Linked DNA regions of Mus musculus: region 2 is linked to region 1. Evidence: chromatin loops called from intact Hi-C (ENCODE). Cell type or tissue: gastrocnemius. All regions are shown on one strand. Each heading gives the region's core, and the rest is flanking DNA. Links, peaks and the distances in the headings are about the cores only.

Region 1 (7,681 bases), core at 2,543-5,042:
TTTTATAAACAGTTAAGTCTCAGAGTAGTTATTCAGTGAACAAAAGAGGCAAGGTAGACAAGCTCATGGCCACACTGTAGCTTGATAATGCATTTAAAATAGTGAGTGCTTCTTCCCTTGCAAAACTAAAGTGGCTGGAGAGATGGCTCAGCAGTTAATAATACTTGCTCTTCTTGCAGAGGACCAGAATTCAGTTGCTAGCACCCACATGACAGCTCACAACTGTCTGTAACTCCAATTTTAAGAGAGCCTAATGCCTTTCTTAGGCCTCTGTGAGCACCAGGAATGCTTGTGGGGTACAGATATACATGCAGGCAAAATATCCACAGACATTACAAGAAACCTCTTAAGTATTTCTGTGGAGAATCCTTAACTTTTTTTTTCATATCATGTTCTCTCTAATGTCCAACAAATAGAGAGCAAACCTCTTTGTTAGAGCCAGTCACAGCCACAACTACAGTCACAGGCACACGTGCACACACATGTATACACGCACAGGCATATGCATATGTACACACACACACACACACACACACACACACACACAGAGACACAGATTCAGGTGCACACACATTCAGACATCAGTCAGAGGCAAACAGACAGATTGCAAGTTGGCCAGTTACCACACATTACATGCAGATGGAAGGTACTGGGAGAGAAATGAAAAACAGAAAATTTGGCTTGCTGTTGGTCGCATGAATCCAGGAGGAAGTTGTTTTGCTTCCTTTTCTTCCTGTGACATCAGTGCATTTGGTGATCCCTGAGGAGATCTTTAAATACTAAGTGATGGAAGTAGAAAGCAGGATTTTAGTGAATTCTCCATTGTAGCTCTGTGTTGAGCTCAGGGATTTAAATTTCTCTTCCAGGTGGGAAAATAATTGCATGCCTTCCTTCCTTCTTTCCTTCCTCCCTCCCTCCCTTTCTCCCCTTCTCTTTCTTCCTTTCTCCCTTCCTTCTCTCCTTACTTCTATCCGTCCTTTTAAACACAGGGTCTCACTATAGAGTGGGACTGGTCCAAGAACTCACCATGTAAACAAAGGTGGCCTCAAATTTATAGAGCTTCCACTTCTGCTTCCTGAGAAACACCTTAAAGGTGTTTCTTGCACCTTATCTTGTGTTCCTTAGAACTCTGTTTTCTAGAGAGAGACAGAAAAGGGGGTGTATTCAGATGGGAGTGGAGGTGAGCAGGATCTACAAGGAATAAAAGGAGGAAAAACTGTAATCATAATATATTATGTGAAGAAAAAAATTATTTTCAATAAAAAGGGAAAAAGAACTGTTCCCTCACACACTCAAAGTGTGTGTGTATGTGTGTATGTTTGTATGCACATATGTATATGAGTGTGTATATTTGTGCAAATGCATATGAGATGGAAAGAAGGGGGAGGGAGGGAGGGAGGGAGGGAGGGAGAGAGGTAGAGAGAGAGAGAGAGAGAGAGAGAGAGAGAGAGAGAGAGAAGGAGAGATGGAAAATTTTCACACAAGCATACATTTTTATCAGCAGCATTGCCAGGGTATATATTGGAATTTATTCACGACATAACTTCAAGCTTATACCCTATCAAAGACAGCTACTGGTAAACAGCCTTCTGCTATCTGATTTTGTGAGTTCAACAGTTTCTAGACTCCATATTTAAGTGAGGACATGAAGTTTTTGTTTTCCTATGTTTGGGTTATTACACTTAGTACAATGTCTTCCAGGTTTATCCATGTTGTTTAATGGTGTAATCTCCTTTTTAAGGCTGAATACTATGTCTTTCTGCATGCATGTCTTTATAATGCACAGAGACATAGTATTGTCACATAGGTCCAGCTTTGGTTCTGTGGGATAACCCAGTTGTAACCTGGATTCTTACTGCAGTGTATTCTTTAGCTCTTCCTCAATATGCATGATGGCTAGATCTGATCATTTTCCCATCGTAGAATTTAGTCAGGGCTGCTAGCCCTTGGGACCTAGCCGAAAGGGACAAAAGAAATCAGGAAGGAGGCTGCCACTAGGTAATTCGGTAAATTCTTTGTTTCTGCATCACCTGGTTTGTGTTGTTATGGCACAAATGGTAGAAAAGTCAGAGTGGGATAAGAGAAAACAGAAGGAGGGGGAGGGGAAAGGGAAGACGAGAGTGGAGGAAGAAAAGAGGGAGGAAGGAAGGAAAGAAGGAAGGAAGGAAGAAAGGAAGGAAAGAAGGAAGAAAAGAAGGAAGGAAGGAAGGAAGGAAGGAAGGAAGGAAGGAAGGAAGGAAGGAAGGAAGGAAAGATGGATGTTGGGAACTAAAAAGGGGGCCCTAAGGAAGGAACAAAGGAACTTGTTTCTTGCTGAGGAGTCTGGAAAGTCCAAAATCAATGGACAAAAACTACCAGGGAACTTCTCTTTCATCCCTTGGGTAAGAACAGTATAAAAAGAGGGCTAGGGGGTAAACTTATTTTCAGCCTTTGTGCAATGCAGAGGAACCCATCCATAAGAGGAAAGCCTTCTTGACCCCAGCATCTTAGGCCCTACTCCCAAAGCTTACATTGAAGATTAAGTTTTCAACACATAATTTTTTGGGTGCACTGCTTAAGTGTAGTTTACCATATGGACTACTTTTAGTTGGAAAGATAAATTTTAGCATCTGGCGAATGACACTTTAATGTGACCAAACATGCTACATTGTGCGCTTATTTTTGCTTCAACTTTCAGAAGATGTTCTGTCAATTCTTTGAGATTATTTTAGCTTCACCCAGGTTCCACTGCCACTCTTCATGGGCCCACAAAAGCACATTGCACTAATCTCCTGTATAGTAGAAATTATGTAAGCTTGTACAAATTGAAAAAAATTAGTTTTCAAAACTCAAATAAAATAACATCTGAGCATATTTATCTGCCTAAATTGTGAGCTACTGGGCACAGTATTCAGATTTATATTTATGATCAATGTCACTGTATAATTGCAAAGAATAACTACTTTATACTTGTAATTTCATGGATTATTAATAATATCTTCTAAGCGTTTTACCCCACTGAAACAATACATTTTGAAATTGCATGCTACTCATGTATGTTTGATTCATCTGTTTGTTGTTCCTATAGCAACCGACTTCCTACACCTAGTGGAAGGGTGGATATGCTGTTGAAGGAATTATGGTCTGACAAGGTTCTTCAAGGGCTCCAAGAAGTATGAGCACAGTGGGAATTTTCATTTTGTTCAGACAAAATTTCTTAGCCCTAGTTATTTCTAGTTTGGAACTAGCTTCCTTGATATTGCAAAACAGGTAAGACATGAGCAGATGGACTGGGAAGTCCCTGCATCCGGAGCAGGCAGGTCCACTCTGACTTCTCACCTGCAGTCTGCACCAGCCAGCCAGGCAGCTGTAGAATCATCCATTTAAAAACACTGGAGGAGATTCAAAGTGTGGATCAGAGACTGAAGGAAAGGCCATCCAGAGACTGCCCCACCTGGGGATCCATTTCATATATAGTCACCAAACCCAGACACTATTGTGGATGCCAACAAGTGCTTGCTGACAGGAGCCTGATATAGTTGTCTACTGAGAGGCTCTGCCAGTGCTTGACAAATACAGAGGTGGATGCTCTCAACCAACAATGGACTGAGCACAGGGTCCCCCATGGAGGAGCTAGAGAAAGGAACCAAGGAGCTGAGGGGTTTGCAGCCCCATAGAAGAAACAACAATATGAACCAACCATTATACCCAGAGCTCTCAGGGACTAGAGAGCTAGTACAATCAAAGAGTACACTTGGAGGAACAGACCCATGGCTCCAGCTGCCTATGTAGCAGAGGACAGCCTTGTTGGACATCAATGGGAGGAGAGGCCCTTGGTTCTGAAAAGGCTCGATGCCCCTAGTGTAGGGGAATGCCAGGGCAGAGAAACAGGAATGGGTGGGTTGGTGAGCAGGGGCAGCGGGGACGAGATGGGGGTTTTCGGAGGGGAAACGAGAAAAGGGGAAAACATTTAAAATGTAAATAGAGAAAATATCTTATAAAAAAATAAAAATAAAAAATAAGATAAAACTGCCCACTAGAGGGAGCCGAGCACCATAAATCTTGGTGTGTTCCCCGGCTGCTTCCAGGAGGGGGGAAAGCAAGCCACAAGTGCACATCCCAGACCTTATTTAACATTTTCTCCGATGTTTTCTCGTCCAAATCTCATCGATTACTCCTATAAGCAAACAAAGACCAGCGCAGCATATAACATTACTACATCCACATTTTAATACGTGAAACGTTCAGGAAGTAAAACTGCTCTGGAGAAATGGGATCCAGACGAATTATTTGAACTTAACAGGGCAAAACACCCTGGACAGCATGGGCTTCCCCAAACTTCCCGTGGTCTCGTCCTCTGTTTTATTTGCCCTGGATGTAACTGTTGTATGTATCTGCTGTTGTGTGTATCTGCTACATTTTGTTACATTTTGCCCAGGCATTTAAGGTAAAGGACTCCACTAGGCAGATGTCTGGACCATGCTGAAATAAAGCCAAAGGTTGAACGTTCAAAACTAAAATTGTCTGCTTACTTACATAGAAAAATGAAAATGGGCGTTTGTTTTCAATGGCAAAAATTTCAGTTGCAGGATGACGGGCCTACGTTTGAACTGTTTTTCATGTTCCCGTTACCATTTTATATATTCTTCCCTGCTTCCAGAAATCACTTCTTTTAAAATGTTCAAATCCTGCAAAAAATGCTCAAATTTTGTTTTGTATTGAGTTTTTAGGTTCGACTATTTGAAGAAAAATGAAAAAATAATGTATGTAATCCAGCTTGAAATGTTAAAACACAACATTTGAAAATATAAATAAAAATATTGAAAATTGAGATATTAGCTCCTTATATAGTAAAATATTAAGTTTTGAGTGACACTAATTCTTAAATTTTAACTAATTCTTATTTTGGAAAAGGGTAATTATTGTGAATTGTGATTATCTCAAACTTAATTTCAATAATGAAAGCATTTTTTTAAAAAATCTTTTAACTATTTTAAAGCATTTGAAAGTTTTCTTCCCAGTTTCCCTGAGTAATTATCTATAGCTATAAACAACTTTTGCCTTGCGCTCTCGAATTTCACTCAAATTGTCTCTTTTATTTATTTGTCACTTTCTTCTGCTACACAGTCAGAAAGACACACAGATATACCACAAACCATGAATCTTCGAGGCAGCTTTCTTGAGGTGACATTCATGCTTAATAGGTGATTTGGGCGTATGGCTAATTCTGGGATTTCCCTTTTCCCCCTCTCTCACCTCTACCTCCCTTTCTCTGTATGATATTCAGCTTCACCCATGAGCAAAACTGTATCTCCCACTTGCCTCAAAGATCAGATTATCCATTTTTGTTTTTTATTTTATTTGAACTTGGGAAAATTTAATGTGGAGCTAATACAAACTGGCTGTAAACAGCTGCCACACGTAATGATACTGGACAAAAATGAAAATATCAGTCATTTCCCTTCTACCCTTTGGCTGTGTGATCCTTTTACGCAGTTTGGATCTTTAGGGACACTCTCCAGCATGTACCATTCTATACATATGAAAGTTATTATGTTTGTGCATTTCTTCGGTGTTTCTTAACAAAAGTGGAATCATGTGAAAAATAGATTTGCCGTTCCACTGGCAATACGTTTTAAAGATGCCTTTCCACCAGTGCCCAGAATTATCTCACTGGTTATAGCTGTGTGAACCCCATATTCATTAGCTCCCTTCTCTCATTCTGGGAATTTCAATCACTTCCAGCATTTGTTTATTAAACAGTTCTTTCAGTGCAGACGTGTAAGTAAATATCTTTGGAATCTGATGCATTTCCTACATTTTCATGAATAAAATCCTGTAGATACTGAAGTCACGCCTAGCTTGCTCTTCACTTTTGACTTATGGCTTGCCTGTTTCTACAAAGGTTTTCAGGGGTCTGTATTTTCTGCTGCTCTGGGCTTCTGAAAGATGTTTGTTTGGTTTTTTTTTTTTTGTTGTTGTTGTTGATTTGTTTTGTTTTTTAAAATCCATCAAACATGTTGGTTGCCAAAAATAAGATTTCAAAACATAAAATGCTATTTATCTGGAAGCGTATTCACCAGAAAGTGAAAGACCACCATCGAACTGGACAGCTCAAGTAGAAAACTCTTTCCCGTAGGACTGGAAGAGTAGCAAAACTTCTCTCACTGGTTGATTGAATCTCTGTTGGATTCAGATCACACTGACCAAATATGGGATCATCTCCCATATATCGTCAGTTTTGTTGTTGATTAAAGGCCAGCATTGAGTGGTTCAGTAGCAATTTAATGGGAACACAGAGTGATAATATGACTGGTTTAAATGCAAATATACTTAAAAGCATACCAAACACTACACACTATACAAGAATACAGAGAAATGTATTAGTACATTAGTATCGTTCTAGGGGGAAATTAATGTGACTGGGGGATAAACACCAAAAGCAGCAGGAACCAAAACAGAAAGGCATGTAGCTGGTGTTCCGAGCGCTCTTGTGATGCTGAAGCGTTTGTTTGTTTGTTTGTTTTCCCCCTGAAAGCAGTTTCTACACTGTCTTATTTATGGAAGTGCTTCCTTGCTCTCTCTGTCTACTCGGTCTCTTTCTTTGTCTCTCTATCTCACTCTTCTTTCTTCCTCCTTTTTCCTTTAAGGCCATTAAAACAGGCAGAAAAGATGCCATGAACAGCCTTCAAGTGAGCTAATTGGAGCTGGAGTTAGTATCCAGCATATACTTTTGTGGCATTGAATAATTTATTAGGAACTATAGATATGAGTGCTTATACATAGTGTCCACTGGGGCACTATTCAGAGCTAAAATTTCTGCAAAAATGAAAAGTTCATTAAAGCTCCCCATAACACGACCTCAAATTAAAGACATAGGAACCGACCAGCTGTGTGAACCATTGCAGGTGGTGTCGGGGTATACCAGCTTCACAGTGTGCAAGTCCAGCCTGAGAGATGGTATCATTGCTGTCTGGCCAAGACTGGCCAAGATATCACAGGGGAAATACAGATTTCAGAGAGAATGTGTTAAAACACTTCCTGTGCTCCAGGCATGCATGGTCTGAGAACTTTTCTCAAGATCATGTAACCTGCAAAAACAAAGCTATGAGGTTGGAGATGTGGAAAAGGGGTCACAGAGAAGTTTAATAACCCGCTGAAGAGCATCCATTTAATGAATGTAGGGAATGGTGTTGAAATCTAACAGGAGTTCAAGAGTTCCTGAGCGAGTTTAACCCAAGGCGTCCACTCTGAGGAAGATGTGGGTGGGAGTGGGCATAGAGGTATATAACATAAGGATCAGGAAGGTGGAAACAGAAGTTGCAAGGTCCTTTATTACAGTTACATTACACCGGGTCTTACATCTTCCTTGCTGTGGCTGGCTGTATAAGGGATTTCAGAGTCAGATCAGCAGAACAGAAGCAGGATTCTGGAAATGGGATTCTTTTTGCTTTGGAAAGGTTGGCAGTCTCTCTCCTGCCTCTCCATTGGAATTAACACAAACCCCAAACGTCACAGCCGGATGTTTGAAAGTTTTTAAACCTTACAATTTTGCAAAGTTCCTCAACTCCTCCGCAGGCTTTTACCCCTGCTGAATGTCAGTGAGTGCTTGGGCTCCGCTGAGTTCAGGATGAAGAAAGTGTAATTTGAGTTTGTTTTCTCAGCAAGGCGATGGCAAAAGGATATTTATGGTGTTGAAGAA
Region 2 (7,681 bases), core at 2,782-5,281, 470 kb after region 1:
TCGCGGTAGATATATGCCCTACCATTGAACTCCCTGACCAGTCTGCAAATAGATGCTTCACGTTCATGATCTCTAGCTTTGGTGTGAAATATGAGATGAACAAACGTAAAAAGAACCCCACTTCTAACAGACATTGTTGATAGAAGAAAAATAAGGTGTCTCATTGCACAGCCAGTGTCACATCTAAGAGGGTGTCAGGACCTTGGATGACAAACCCCTGTTATTATCACTTTATCACCTTGCTTTTGGTTCATTATTCATTTGACTCAGAAGGAGTCAGGAATATTACCAGTCCTCACTTATATTAAAAGAGTAAAAATTCGACCAAATAAACAATATGTGATTGATGAATTTTCTTTAGAATGATTAAACTAGTAAAACACGTTTAATTTAATTTATCCTAATGTGATACCAATAGTATTCAGGGAAAAAGTCACTTTTTTTTTCATCTGTGCAATAATTTTCATCTCACTATAGAACAATATTTCTGAATTAATATGGACAAATATATCATTTTCATTGTCATAAACATATTTTCTTATCAATCACTTGAATGAATATAAAGTATATTTGTGTTGCTAATATATACTTTGGTGGGTTGACATTTTTTATTTTACAATTGAGTTCAAAATGAAATATCTTGAGAAATTGGGTAAAAGAAAGATACAAATCAAATTGAATTCAATTGGAAAAGGGTATGAAATAATTCATTTAGGCATGAAAATAATGAGAAATTGAAAGTTAGACGTAACCAAAGAGAGCAATAAGGTTTGTTGTGAAACTAAAACACTTATAAATCAGACTTAGAGCTTATTATGACCAATACAATCATTATAATGGTAATTATTCTACATACACAAGATATTCACAAATGAAATGAGGCAAGAGTAGGATGGAATATACTTCCCTGTGAATAATCCTAAAATGAAAAATTGATTCCACAGAAGCAAGTAGGGAAGGTCATATGTTGATCAAAAGGACAAGTTGTTGACATGGATTCAAATGATCCACTGGAGACAGAAGTCAATTGCTGAGTATCAAATTCAGTACTGTCTATAAGGTACATAAATTCCCTAATATTGAGCTACATGCCCCCCCCAGACAATAATTGGAACTTAGTATATTTTTCAGTATCTTAGTATTTGCCTACCTTGAAAATGATGCATAAACCATATAGACTTCGTTCTTTTCCTGGAATTTAAATATTTTAGGAAAATTAAAGTATTGTGAAATATCAACTAAGATCTTCCAGACCTGTTAATGATCAAGATAAAAGGGATTGTGGAAAGGATGGATGGATAGATGAATAGATAGATAAATGGATGGATGGGTAGATAGATAGATAGATAGATAGATAGATAGATAGATAGATAGATAGATAGATTTCTTCTTCATGATATGATATTTTATTACATACTGCCCTGGATTCTCATGTAATTCCTTCTCAGAGCCCATGAGTCAGAATAAATACACTTTCCTCTAGAAATGACATTTAGGTGTGATGATCAGGGTGATTTCCCAGCAGGGCTCAGAGGAATGAAGGAATGAATACTGCATAGTTTCTGCAAGCCATCAACATGACTCCAATTAGTTTTTACTTCCCAAAGTTACTCAGAGATTTCTGCAGATTTGATCCCAAATGCCATTATGAACATGGGTTTTTAAGTTAATTTTATTTACATTATTTTTGTCCAACAATAGCTGGGGTAACAAAATAATCTTTTTTTTTCTCTCGACAATTTGAACATTTTTTTTTCAGCTCTTACCGAATGCAGTTAAACAAAGTGAACAAAAAAATAAAAGTGAAAAAGAAAAATGATTGCCTTACTAAATAATGAGGCACTAGAAAATGTTAATTTAATTTTTAAACTTTCCTTTTTCTTTGTGTTTGTGATTTTCTTTTTTATTATTTTTTTACACTCCAGATTTTATCCCCACCCCCAGTCCACCCTCTGACTGTTCCACACCCCATAATTCCTCCCCACTCCCCTGTCTCAGTGAGGATGTCCCCACCCCCATTCTCCACCCCACCTGACCTCTAAACTATTTTCTATTATCTATTTCTATCATGCATTTTATAATTATACTTTGACAGTTAAGTTGCTTTAAAATACTTTAAACATATGCCTTATATATCTTATTACTCTTTTAAAAAGCTGACCTTGTTTTACTCAAGTCTAATTTCAATCCATAATAAAAAAAATCCAGAAAAACTTCTTTTAACATTACAAAATATTCAGTAATATCTTGACAAAATACAGTTTGTTTTCTAGAGACAATTTTCATATAAGAAAATGTTTCATATGTCATTTTATCACAATGACTTCATAGTATAACTGCTATATCTCTTGGTATGGAGTAGGTTAATCTACAGCATTCTTATATTCAGGGTAACATAATTTCTCCTTTGTAAATATAAGTCTAGGGATGAACATACATATTTTCTTTAAATTTAAAGGTAATCATAGAGCTTAGATGTGCTTATATTTTCTTGAAATTATGTACACCTCTTTTTAACATACTAGTAGATGAAATAATTTATTATAGGTTTTTTAATTTGGTGGATATAGGTTTTAAATAAATTATGACTTGCTTGAGTTGATTAAATGTTGGATACGAACTGTTATTTTAGCTGAGCTATTAATACTTGTTATTGACTTTCATTTTTTTTAGTGTAGAATCCACTTTTATTTGACTTTTCCTGCATTAGAGTATGGAATATTTCATGGCCAAATATATGTATATATGGTCTAATAGATTGGATTAGTGATTAAAAAATAGAGAAAATGTTGACAAAGTCTGTGTTCTGTCCTCTGAGCAATACCTCTGCAGCTGAGAAAACACTGAATTGTAGATTGGAAAAACTAAAAAGACACTTGGTAAGTATCTTGTGGTAATCTTTCCTTGATTGCAGTGCAAGCAGACATAACTAAGAGTGTGAGGTTAAACTGTACTATTACCCAAAACATTATGTTTTAGAAAGATGAGAAAGCAGGCATATAGATATCAATCTTGATAATAAAATTCATCATTTAATGAAAAATTTCTAGTATATAAAAATTATTGCTATAATAAAATCTGAGTAGGAAAAATTAGAAAATTATCTGTCCCTTATAAACATTCTGGCTTCTGAATTTCAAAATATACACCTTAATATTGAAAACAATATTTATTTTATTTTTGTCAATTTAAAGTTTTTAAAATTAATTTATTCTTTCATATATTACATCTTAAACACAGCCTCTCCTCCCGCCTCTCTTTCCAGTCCCTTCCCAATGACTTCTTCTCCATTTCCCCCCAGAGAAGAGTAGGCATGCCAAGGATATCAACCAAACCAAATCAAGTTTAATAAGACTAGGTACCTATCCTCATATCTAGAATGGAAAAGGCCCTGATGAGTCCAGGTAGGCTGATGCTGTGGGTTTTTTCTTGTGGTATCCTTGACACTTCTGGCTTCTAAAATCCTTCCTTCCCTTCTTCTACATGATTCACTGACTCTCACCTTATATGTGACTGTTGGTTTCTGCATCTGTTTCTGGATAGAGTCTTTCTGATTGTGATTATGGCACCCTCCAGTATATAAAAGTAAGTTTTTTCTTTTCTTTTCTTTTCTTTTCTTTTCTTTTCTTTTCTTTTCTTTTCTTTTCTTTTCTTTTCTTTTCTTTTCTTTTCCTCTTCTCTTCTCTTCTCTTCTCTTCTCTTCTCTTCTCTTCTCTTCTCTTCTCTTCTCTTCTCTTCTCTTTTCTCTTCTCTTCTCTTCTCTTTTTTCTTTCTTTCCTCTTTTTCTTTTTCTTTTTTTGGTTCCCAGGCATATTTGTATTTGGTTCTATCCTAGGTCTCAGGGCAATCATGCCTCTGTGTTCTGGTTCACCAGGCAGTGTCAGGAACTGGCTCCCTCTTGTGGCATTGGTCTCAATCTGGACCAGTCATTAAATTGCCACTCAGTTTCTCTGCCACCTTTCCCCAGCACCTCATGCTGGCAGGACATATTTCAGGTGGAAGTTTTTGTGGGTGGATTGGTGTCCCAGCAACTGCACTGAAAGTCTTGCCTGGTTATGAGGAATGGCTTATTCAGGCTCTGTATACCCCATTACTAGGATTAATAGCTATGGCCACCTAATAAAACCCTGGGAGTTTTTGTTGCCCTGGGCTTCTAACTTGCTTTGGAATGGTCTTCCAATTCCAGGCATCTCTCTCATCATTCTTTATCTTCATTTAACTGCTCCTTGATTTTTCTCTTTCCACCTAACCCCATCCACTCATAATATCTATGTGATATCTATTCTATTCCACCCTCCCAGAGAGATCTATGCACCCTCCTTGAGTTCTTCCTGTTACTTAGCCTCTCTGCTTCCATAGACTGTAGCATTATTATACTTTATATTGTAGTTAATATCCACTGACCAGTGAGTACACACAATGTTTGTCTTTCTGGGTTTGGATTACCTCACTGGGGATGAGTTTTTTCTAATTTCATCCATTTGCCTGCAAATTTCATTTTTTTAAGAGTAGAGTAATACTCCATTTTGTAAATGTACCACTTTTTCTTTATGCATTCTCCAGTTGGGGGACATATAGTTTGTTTCCAGTTTCTGGCTATTAGGAATAAAACTGCTAAGCTCATAGTTTAGCAAGTATCCTTGTGGTAGGATGGAACATGTTTTAAGTATATGCTCAGGAGTGGTATAGCTGGGTCTTGAGGTAGATCAGTTCCTAATTTTCTGTGAAATTGCCATATTGATTTTCCAAAAAGACTATAGAAGTTTGCACTCCCACCAGCAACGAAGGAGAGTTCCTCCTTGCTAAAAATCCCTACAGCACAAGCTGTCAATAGTGATATATATATAAAATTAGTAATTCTGACAGCTGTAAGATAGAATCTCAGAGCCATTTTGATTTACATTTCCCTGATGGCTAAGGATGGTGAACATGTCTTCATGTGTTTCTCAGCTATTTGACATTCATCTGTTGAGAACTATGTATTTACATTTTTATCCCCCACTTTTAATTGTATTGTTTGGTTTGTCGATGTCTAGTTCTTGTGTTCTTTATATATTTTGAAAATCAGCCCCACTGTCATGCATAGAGTTGGTTAAAATCTTTTCCAGTTCGATAGGCTGCCATTTGTCATTTTCCTTGCAGAAGATTTTCAGTTTCATGAGGTCTCACTTATTAGTTGTTGATCTTAGTGCTTACACTATGTTCTGTTCAGGAAGTTGTTACATGTGAAAATGTATTAAAGGCTTTCCCCACTTTCTTGTCTATCAGGTTTACTGTATCTGGTTTTATGTTCAGGTCTTTGGTCCACATGGACTTAAGTTTTGTGCAAGGCAATAGATATGGATCTATACACATTTTTCTACATGCACACATCAAGTTAGACCAGCATCATCTGTTGAAAATGGTTTCCTGCTTCCCATTATATGGTTTTGGCTTCTTTGTGCAAAACCAAGTGTCAATAGTTGTGTGTGTTTATTCCTGGGTCTTTGATTCTATTGCATTGACCAACTTGTCTGTTATTATGCCAATACCATGCAGCATTTTTACTATTGCTTTGTAGTATAGCTTGAAGTCAGAAATAGTGGTACCTCCAGAAGTTTCTTTATTGTATTATTTTAGCTATCCTGGGTTTTTTTTTCCATATAAAGTTGAGTATTGTTCTATCAAAGTCTATAAGATTTATGGGAATTACATTGAATCTGTAGATTCCTTTTGGTTAGATGGCCATTTTTACTATGTGAATTCTGCCAATCCATGAGCATGGAAGATATTTCTCATCCTCTGATATCTTATTCATATTTTCAAAGATGTGATGTTTTTATGATACTGGTCTTTTACTTGCTTGATTGGTTTGTATAATTTGTGGTTATGAGAAAACTGTCAGTTCCATAATTTCTGACTCAGCCTCTTTCTGGTTTATATATTTTGCGCACGCCCTGACTCGCCAGCAAGAAAGACGCTGCAACAGGATCCTTCCCCACACGTTTATTGGGAGAACTTGATTGCAGAGGCAAAGAGACCTCAAGCCCAGAACTGGTGCTGCTTATATAGGCCTAAGAGAGGCATGTCTCACACCCAGATTGGTTATGCATGGGTTATGCTTAGTACCTCATTTGCATGCCTACATCTGATTGGTTGACTTCTCTCTCATCTGATTGGTTAAATTCTCTCTCATCTGATTGGTTAACTTGTCTCTCATCTGATTGGTTAACTTATCTCTCAACTGATTGGTTAACTTGTCTCTCATCTGATTGGTTAATTCTCAAAACCTCATCTTGGCAAAAAAAAAAAAAAAAAAACTTTACTGCCTATGTATGCGTGGTGGTAACCAACGCCACCCTGCAACGGCACATGTGGCTTCCCACATACATATAAGAGGACTATTTTTTCTTTTAAATTTAATCTTGTGTCCAATAACTTTGCTGAAGATGTTTATCAGCTGTAGAAGTTCTCTGGTAGAATTTTTGGGGTGAAATGTATAAAACCACATTATCTATAAATAACAATACTTTGTTTGGGTTCTTCATTTTTAATTTGATTATACTTTATCTGCTCTAGTTGTCTTATTACTTTGCTAGAACTTCAAGTACTCTATTGCATAGATATGGTAAGAGTGGACAGTCTTAGTTCTGGTTTTAGTGGAATTTTAATTTCTTCCAGTTTTATTTGATATGAGCTATCAGCTTGTTGTACATTGATTCTATTATGTTTAATAATGTACCTTACATACCTGATCTGTCCAACACTTTTCTCATGAAGGGGGGATGTAAAATTTAAATATTTGATACTTACACCCTTGAAAGACCATATGTTTGTATATGTTTTATTTTGATATTATCAAGCTAATAAATCAAGGAAAATTTCCAAATGATTTTGCTTTAAATTTGCTATGATGTCTTTACATATTTATGTTAGTAATTAGCTAACAGTCACTTCTAGCCTTCCCATCCCAATGAACTGCTTCTGTTTGGTTCTCTGCTCAGTTGTCAGGCTATATGATTTGTATATCATATTCAATTACCTGAAAAGACTTGAGTTAGAATGGTTGCTCATATTGCTTACTCTGGTTCTACTTGTTTAGTTCCCTGAGTGCTGGGAAAAGGTAGTTAAACTCACTTTTGGCACTGCACACAGTGATGAAGTTATAACTGTCCAATGACATTTTTCTCTTCAACATTCAATTCTCAGTACTTTTATGCCACAAAAAATTCAAGCTACTGTAAAGAAACCAGGGCTTTTCATCATTTGTATTTTCATTTCAAGCTAAGCTTTTTAATTCATTACTATTTCATTTATTCAATGCATTTATATAAATGCTCATTAGACTGCTATACAAATGTTATATGCTCACATAAAATTTTTCTCGGTAATAAGTAATTAATTTAAGAATTTGAGTACTAGGAGCCAGAGGGATGGCTAGGGGTTACAAGTAATTTCTGCTCTTGCAAAAGAACCAAGTTCAATTCCCAACACCAACATTGAGCACTATAAAACTTCCTTCAATTCCAACAGTATGGGAAACAACACCTTCTTCCGTCCTCCATGATAAAGAGAATACATTTTTACATACAAGCACATATATGTACACACACACATAAATGACAATTCTTCTTAAAAAGAATTGGAGTGCTATAATTTTATCTTATTTTCCTTAAAATAAACTGTTCATATAAAATTTTAA

The links. Hi-C counts contacts between places; a loop is a spot of excess contacts. Peaks named below come from ENCODE experiments on the same cell type or tissue, not always from the same donor. Only the 100,000 strongest peaks of a DNase experiment are listed, where the experiment ranks them.
Region 2: it touches region 1 in a loop (3-fold over the local background); 11 of 42 quality-filtered maps call a loop at or near these places.

What each region holds. Positions count from the first base shown.
Region 1 is chr12:36,710,137-36,717,817 of GRCm38, forward strand. No RefSeq gene overlaps it. Among named protein-coding and RNA genes, the nearest start is that of Mir5099, 100 kb to the right of the region's middle. In gastrocnemius, for the core only: a CTCF peak has its summit at 4,020 (motif pointing right); a DNase peak (open chromatin) is centred at 3,980; H3K4me3 peaks cover 1,430 bases; H3K27ac peaks cover 1,738 bases.
Region 2 is chr12:37,179,989-37,187,669 of GRCm38, forward strand. No RefSeq gene overlaps it. Among named protein-coding and RNA genes, the nearest start is that of Agmo, 58 kb to the right of the region's middle. In gastrocnemius, for the core only: a CTCF peak has its summit at 3,901 (motif pointing left); a DNase peak (open chromatin) is centred at 3,894.